2 separate regions of the Homo sapiens genome follow, and region 2 is linked to region 1. A link is a loop called in an ENCODE intact Hi-C map of the cell type or tissue named here. Cell type or tissue: B cell. All regions are shown on one strand. Links, peaks and the distances in the headings refer to the core of each region. The heading gives the core; the rest is flanking DNA. Region 1 overlaps TLE1 (TLE family member 1, transcriptional corepressor). Region 2 overlaps TLE1-DT (TLE1 divergent transcript).

Evidence for each region. Hi-C counts contacts between places; a loop is a spot of excess contacts. Peaks named below come from ENCODE experiments on the same cell type or tissue, not always from the same donor. Only the 100,000 strongest peaks of a DNase experiment are listed, where the experiment ranks them.
Region 2: it touches region 1 in a loop (16-fold over the local background); 1 of 110 quality-filtered maps calls a loop at or near these places.

The regions. Positions count from the first base shown.
Region 1 is chr9:81,654,415-81,657,326 of GRCh38, reverse strand. All of the region lies in intron 4 of TLE1 (TLE family member 1, transcriptional corepressor), which reads left to right. Among named protein-coding and RNA genes, the nearest start is that of TLE1, 34 kb to the left of the region's middle. In B cell, for the core only: no CTCF peak of the experiment used is centred there; DNase peaks (open chromatin) are centred at 1,206 and 1,736; H3K4me3 peaks cover 1,915 bases; H3K27ac peaks cover 2,041 bases.
Region 2 is chr9:81,728,034-81,730,945 of GRCh38, reverse strand. The region is part of intron 1 of TLE1-DT (TLE1 divergent transcript); the gene reads right to left. Among named protein-coding and RNA genes, the nearest start is that of TLE1-DT, 40 kb to the right of the region's middle. In B cell, for the core only: no CTCF peak of the experiment used is centred there; DNase peaks (open chromatin) are centred at 1,575 and 2,005; H3K4me3 peaks cover 1,162 bases; H3K27ac peaks cover 738 bases.

The sequences.
Region 1 (2,912 bases), core at 137-2,636:
GAAGAAAATGCTTTCATTTGACCACATAAAGACTTAAAGTTCTATACAGCAAAAAAATCATATTAAGCAAGGTTGAAAGACAAGTGGCAAGCTGAGCAAACTCTGATAAAGGGTTAATATTTGTCCCATTCAAGGAAGCACCACCAAAGGACAAAAATGATTAAGCAACAATGGAAGAATGGAGAAAGGAAACATAGAGTGGAGCAATAAATACATGAAAAGATGTTTAACTAGAGGAAGAATTCAAGTAATGCAAATAAAAATGAGGTCATTTTTTAATCCATTAGATGGATGAAGATTAAAGGAAGGTCAACAAAACTCAATATTGACACTGGGTGGGAGAGCAGGAACCCTCCTAAACTCGCAATAATTGGTACAGCTTTTCTGCTGGGCAGTTTGGCAGCATGCATTGCAACTTAAAATATGCATACACTTTGACCCAGCAGTTTCACATCTAGGGATTCCTTTTAGAGATCTGTGTGGAGGCGTATTTGACAGAGTTGTTAATTGTGCAAAATTAAATGAAACATAAATATTCACTGGTGTCAATAGTACTTAGACATCTATATGCTTGTATGGTGGAATGTTTCAAGGTACTTGTTAATCTGTATTGACTGGGATGGTGTCCCTGACACATGTTTGATTAACAAATTATAGAAAGGCAGGGTATGTAACGGAAACCCCTTGGTATTAAAATGTGTCTCTCACTCTGGGCTTCTGTGCACATAAGTGAGAACCTGGAATGATGGTATCCTAAAATCACCAATATGTTACCCATGCTTATCCTTGGATGATGGGCTCAGGGTTATTTTAACTTTCTTTTATATTTCTGTATATGTATCTGTGTGCATGTGTATGAGTTCAAAGTGAGCATATATCATTTTTAAAACTGGAAACCTTCAATGTGAATTTCCGAGAAGAGGAATGTACAGAGTGTTGCAGGAATGTGTGGTAGGTAGGGAGTTGGGAGCAAGGACCTAAGTAGGATACCTACCAAAGGCATCTCTACTCCTTTACATGCACTCAAATAGACAGTGCAGAACCCTGTTGCAAAGGAAAGCCTTGCCCATGCTTTCGAGGAGAGCCATGACCTTGAGGTAGCTTGAGTGGGTGGCTGTGATCAAATGAACTGGGTGGGGCTGACCCAGTTCTGTTTTTGTACCTGGTACAGCTGCACCCTTTTTGCATATATCTGCCTCGCTGGCTAAAGCAAGGTCATGCACGGGCTTCCTCTCTCTACCAGTCATTTCCCCTTCTAGTACATTTTGTCCAAGGCATGGTCTGTCTGTAACCTTGTCTCATTGGTGGTCAGGGAGAATTGGGTTGGGTCAGACTAAATCCAATCTTATAAAACCAAAGACTTTGCTTAGTTAATTCAGATCATCTTAGAAGATACAAGGCTGCTGTTTTTTATATGCTTGATTGTAAAGTTCCTGGGGTTTTGTTCTTTTCTTTTCTTTTTTTTTTTTTTTTTGAGACAGGGTCTTGCTCTGTCGCCTTGGCTGGAGTATAGTGGCGCGATCTCAGCTCACCGCAGGCTCGACTTTGTTCCTGGGATTTCTACTTTGTCTTTTTCCATTCTCTATTTCTCAAGGTCATGGACTGCGTGCTTTTAAGTTTTTTTCTTGTGATCCTTTTCATTGCTTAATTCAGTAATATAGGTGGCATTTAGTAAGCATTGACAAAATGATGAAATAAGTAAGGTCAAGGATGGGCCTCTTTACAGATGACTTTTTTTTTCTTTTTTAAAAAAGCAGAACTGGTTCTTCCTAGGTAGAGGAAAGCAGAGCTGCTTTGCATTGCTGTAGGGTGTTGGAGGTGCTGCAGGTGGACCCTTCCCTGGGCTAGAAGTAGAGTACCCTCTGTTCCCTCTCTTGCCAGTTTTTGTCCCTTGTAGCAGAGGGACTGCTGTGGATGTGGAGCGGAGCAAAGGTTTTTCCAGCCTTCTTTATTTTTTTTATTTTTTGAGGTGGAGTCTCACTGTCGCACAGGCTGGAGTGCAGTGGCGTGATCTCGGCTCACTGCAGCCTGCACCTCCCTCGTTCAAGCAGTTCTCTGCCGCAGCCTCCCGAGTAGCTGGTATTACAGGCGCCCACCATCACGCCCGGCTAATTTTTGTATTTTGAGTAGAGACGGGGTTTCACCATCTTGGCTAGGCTGGTCTTGAACTCCTGACCTCATAATCCACATGCCTTGGCCTCAGAAAGTGCTGGGATTACAGGCGCGAGCCACCGCACCCGGCCTTTCCTGCCTTCTTTAAAACAGCCCGTGCTATAGACACTAAGGACACCTTTTATTATGTTCAGCTGACCCCTGGGCCCTGTCGGTGAGGTCTTTGAGTTTGTTACTGAACTGTGGCGAAACTTTCCGAATACTCAGGATATCATGACTTGACCATCACCCTCTAGACTGGAATGTTTTTAGTCATGTTTTCTTGGTTTGTTTGAAAGTTTGAGACTTAGGGAAGCTATGAACAATAAAATCCTTTTTCAGTTGTACAAGAGCTGGGACAAGTGGCAAAGAGGTCAGCAGGCCTTTCTTCTACTCTATCACCTTAGGCCTCATCTTTGAAAGGTGGACTGCTTTGACAGTGCTGCAGCTGCAGTGGCTTCTGACACCCGCTTGAATGAACTTGCAATAATGACATAAATGTGTCATGGTGTGCCATCATTGAAAAAGTACACTTGGCTGGGTGCAGTGGCTCACGCCTGTAATCCCAGCACTTTGGGAGGCCGAGGCGGGCGGATCACGAGGTCAGGAGATCGAGACCATCCTGGCTAACACGGTGAAACCCCACCTCTACTAAAAATAGAAAAAAATTAGCCGGGAGTGGTGGCGGGCGCCTGTAGTCCCAGCTACTTGGGAGGCTGAGGCAGGAGAAGGGTGTGAACCCGGGAGGCAGAGCTTGTGGT
Region 2 (2,912 bases), core at 293-2,792, 73 kb before region 1:
ACAAAGCTTCCACAGCGTGGAAGGGGACCAGAGTGGGTTGCTGCTGCTGGCTGGGGTGGCCAGCTTATCTTCCCTTATTTGTCCCCTTCCATGTTCAGTTTCTGTCCTATCAAAATGCCCTTTTTTCAATCCTCCCTGCGACTGGCTACTTTTAGGATCCTGCTGATTGGTGTGTTTTACAGAGTGGTGATTGGTGCATTTTACAATCCTCTTGCTAGCTACAGAGTGCTGATTGATGCATTTTTACAGAGTGCTGATTGGTGCATTTTACAATCCCCTTGCTAGCTACAGAGCGCTGATTGGTGTGTTTTACAGTCCTAGCTACAGAGTGCTGATTGGTGCATTTTACAATCCTCTTGCTAGACAGAAAAGTTCTCCAAGTCTCCACTTGACCCAGGAAGTCCAGCTGGCTTCGCCTCTCACTGGGTTCAAGCAATTCTTCTGCCTCAGCCTCCTGAGTAGCTGGGATTACAGGCACCTGCCACTATGCCCAGCTAATTTTTGTATTTTTAGTAGAAACGGGGTTTCACCATGTTGGTCAGGCTGGTCTTGAACTCCTGACCTCAAGCAATCCACCTGCCTCAGCCTCCCAAAGTGTTGGGATTACAGGTGTGAGCCACCGTGCCAGGGGAGACAGGGTCTCATTCTGTTGCTCAGGCTAGAGTCCAGAGTGGCGTGATCACTGCAGCCTTGACCTCCCAGGCTCAGGTGATTCTCCCACCTTCTCCCAACTTAGCCTCCCTAGTAGCTAGAACTACAGGTATGCACCACTGCACCTGGCTAATTTTTTAATTTTTATTTTTGTAGAGACAAGATTTCACTATATTGCCCAAGCTGGTCTTGAACCCCTAGGTTCAAGCAATCCTCCTGCCTTGGCCTCCCAAAGTGCTGGAATTACAGATATGAGCCACCAAGCCTAGCCTGCATGCTAGTTTTATGACCTTGGGACAGTGATTTAACTTCAGCTTTCTCATCTAAAATGGAAACATTAAAAATACCTACTTCATGGGAATGTTGTATGAATTTAAAAAAAAATGCATGTAAAGTGCTTGAAAACAGGCCTGTCCTATAGCAAACACTTCATAGATATTAATTATTATTGTTGTTGTTATTAGACTACCTGAAAATCAAAGAAGAGAGCATCACACCTTTTTCTACCTTTTACTATCCCATCCACTCTAACTCAACAGAACTCACTTCAATTCAGTTTATATTGATTGGGCATCTCTAGGGGCCAGGCAACATGCTCAAATCTGGGCAGAGTAGATGCTTAAAGCATATTTCTGGCTGTACAGAGTCCCCTACTGCAGAGACCTAACCCCCTGGGAAGATTCTATGCTGGTAGCATTTCCCAAAGGTTCTGTGGCTCATTTCTACCCAAGTTCACTTCTGGTGCTATTAGAAATTCTACAGAGTTCACTCTTGTGCCAGTGTGTGAACACAGGCAAATCTCTCTGGTGGGGTTCTCATCAGAGGAGCCTGGCAAGGTAAAAAAGAGGAAGCAGGTTGAAGGCTGTGTTTATTTTTTGTTGTGGATATTGTGTTGTGTTTCACTGGGGTGCCAGTCTACTTGACGTAAACAGAAACAACCTGTGTAGTCTTGTGTGACACTGGTATTGTTTTAAGTCAACATTAGGAGGTGGGACAAGAGAAAATGGCTGTTAATTAGAACTTAAGCCCCAAGCTCTCTCTATATACAATGGGGCACCTGTGGAGCTGTCCAAGCTGAACAGCTGTTTGGAGGTCATTTGTAACCAAGATAAACTGCTACGGACAGTATTGAAAACGATAGTCACCTCCTTCGTGACAGAATTCACTGTCACCGTTGTCTTTAATAACTCCTATTTTTACTGTTCACATCTAGCACTGCACCAATGGATGAGCTGAGAACCTCTTCAAAAGGAACTTGTGAAAAATGTAAAGGAAATATTACTGCTAAATAGGCAAGGCTAATGTTCTTGCAATTGTGGAAAACAAAACTGAAAACAAAACACACCACCAAAGTCCTAAAGCAGTGTTTTTGCATTCATTTTCTCCCTCCATCCTTCCTTCCTGAATAAGCAGCTAACGGAGAACAGCCTGATAGGCATTCCTCTTCCCTTCCAGATAGAGAACTGGGTGCTCTGCAGCTGGGCTTCTGTCCTGTCCATACCCGGCAGGACACAGCTGGTAAAAGAGGAAGAAGAGACTGGGTGCAGGTGGCTCACGCCTGTAATCCCGGCACTTTGGGAGGCCGAGACTGGCAGATCACCTGAGGTCGGGAGTTCCAAGACCAGCCTGACCAAGATGGAGAAACCCTGTCTCTACTAAAAAAATAAAATAAAATACAAAATTAGCCAGGCGTGGTGGCACATGCCTGTAATCCCAGCTACTCGGGAGGCTGAGGCAGGAGAATTGCTTGAACCCAAGAGGTGGAGGTTGCGGTGAGCTGAGATCGCACCATTGCACTCCAGCCTGGGCAACAAAAGCGAAACTGTCTGAAAAAAAAAAAAGGCCGGGCGCAGTGGCTCACACCTGTAATCCCAGCACTTTGGGAGGCTGAGGCGGGTGGATCACGAGGTCAGGAGATTGAGACCATCCTGGCTAACACGGTGAAACCCCGCCCCCCCGTCTCTACTAAAAATACAAAAAATTAGCCGGGCGTGGTGGTGGGTGCCTGTAGTCCCAGCTACTCGGGAGGCTGAGGCAGGAGAATGGCGTGAACCCGGGAGGCGGAGCTTGCAGTGAGCCGAGATTGCGCCACGGCACTCCAGCCTGGGCGACAGAGCGAGACTCCATCTCAAAAAAAAAAAAAAAAAAAAAAAAAAGAGGAAGCAAGAAGAGCAAGGGTAGAGGAAGCAGGAACTCCGCAGTGAGCAGGGAGGTTAGGCAGCCCTGTACCATGTACAGTGTCATGTGGGAGGTAAGGACCC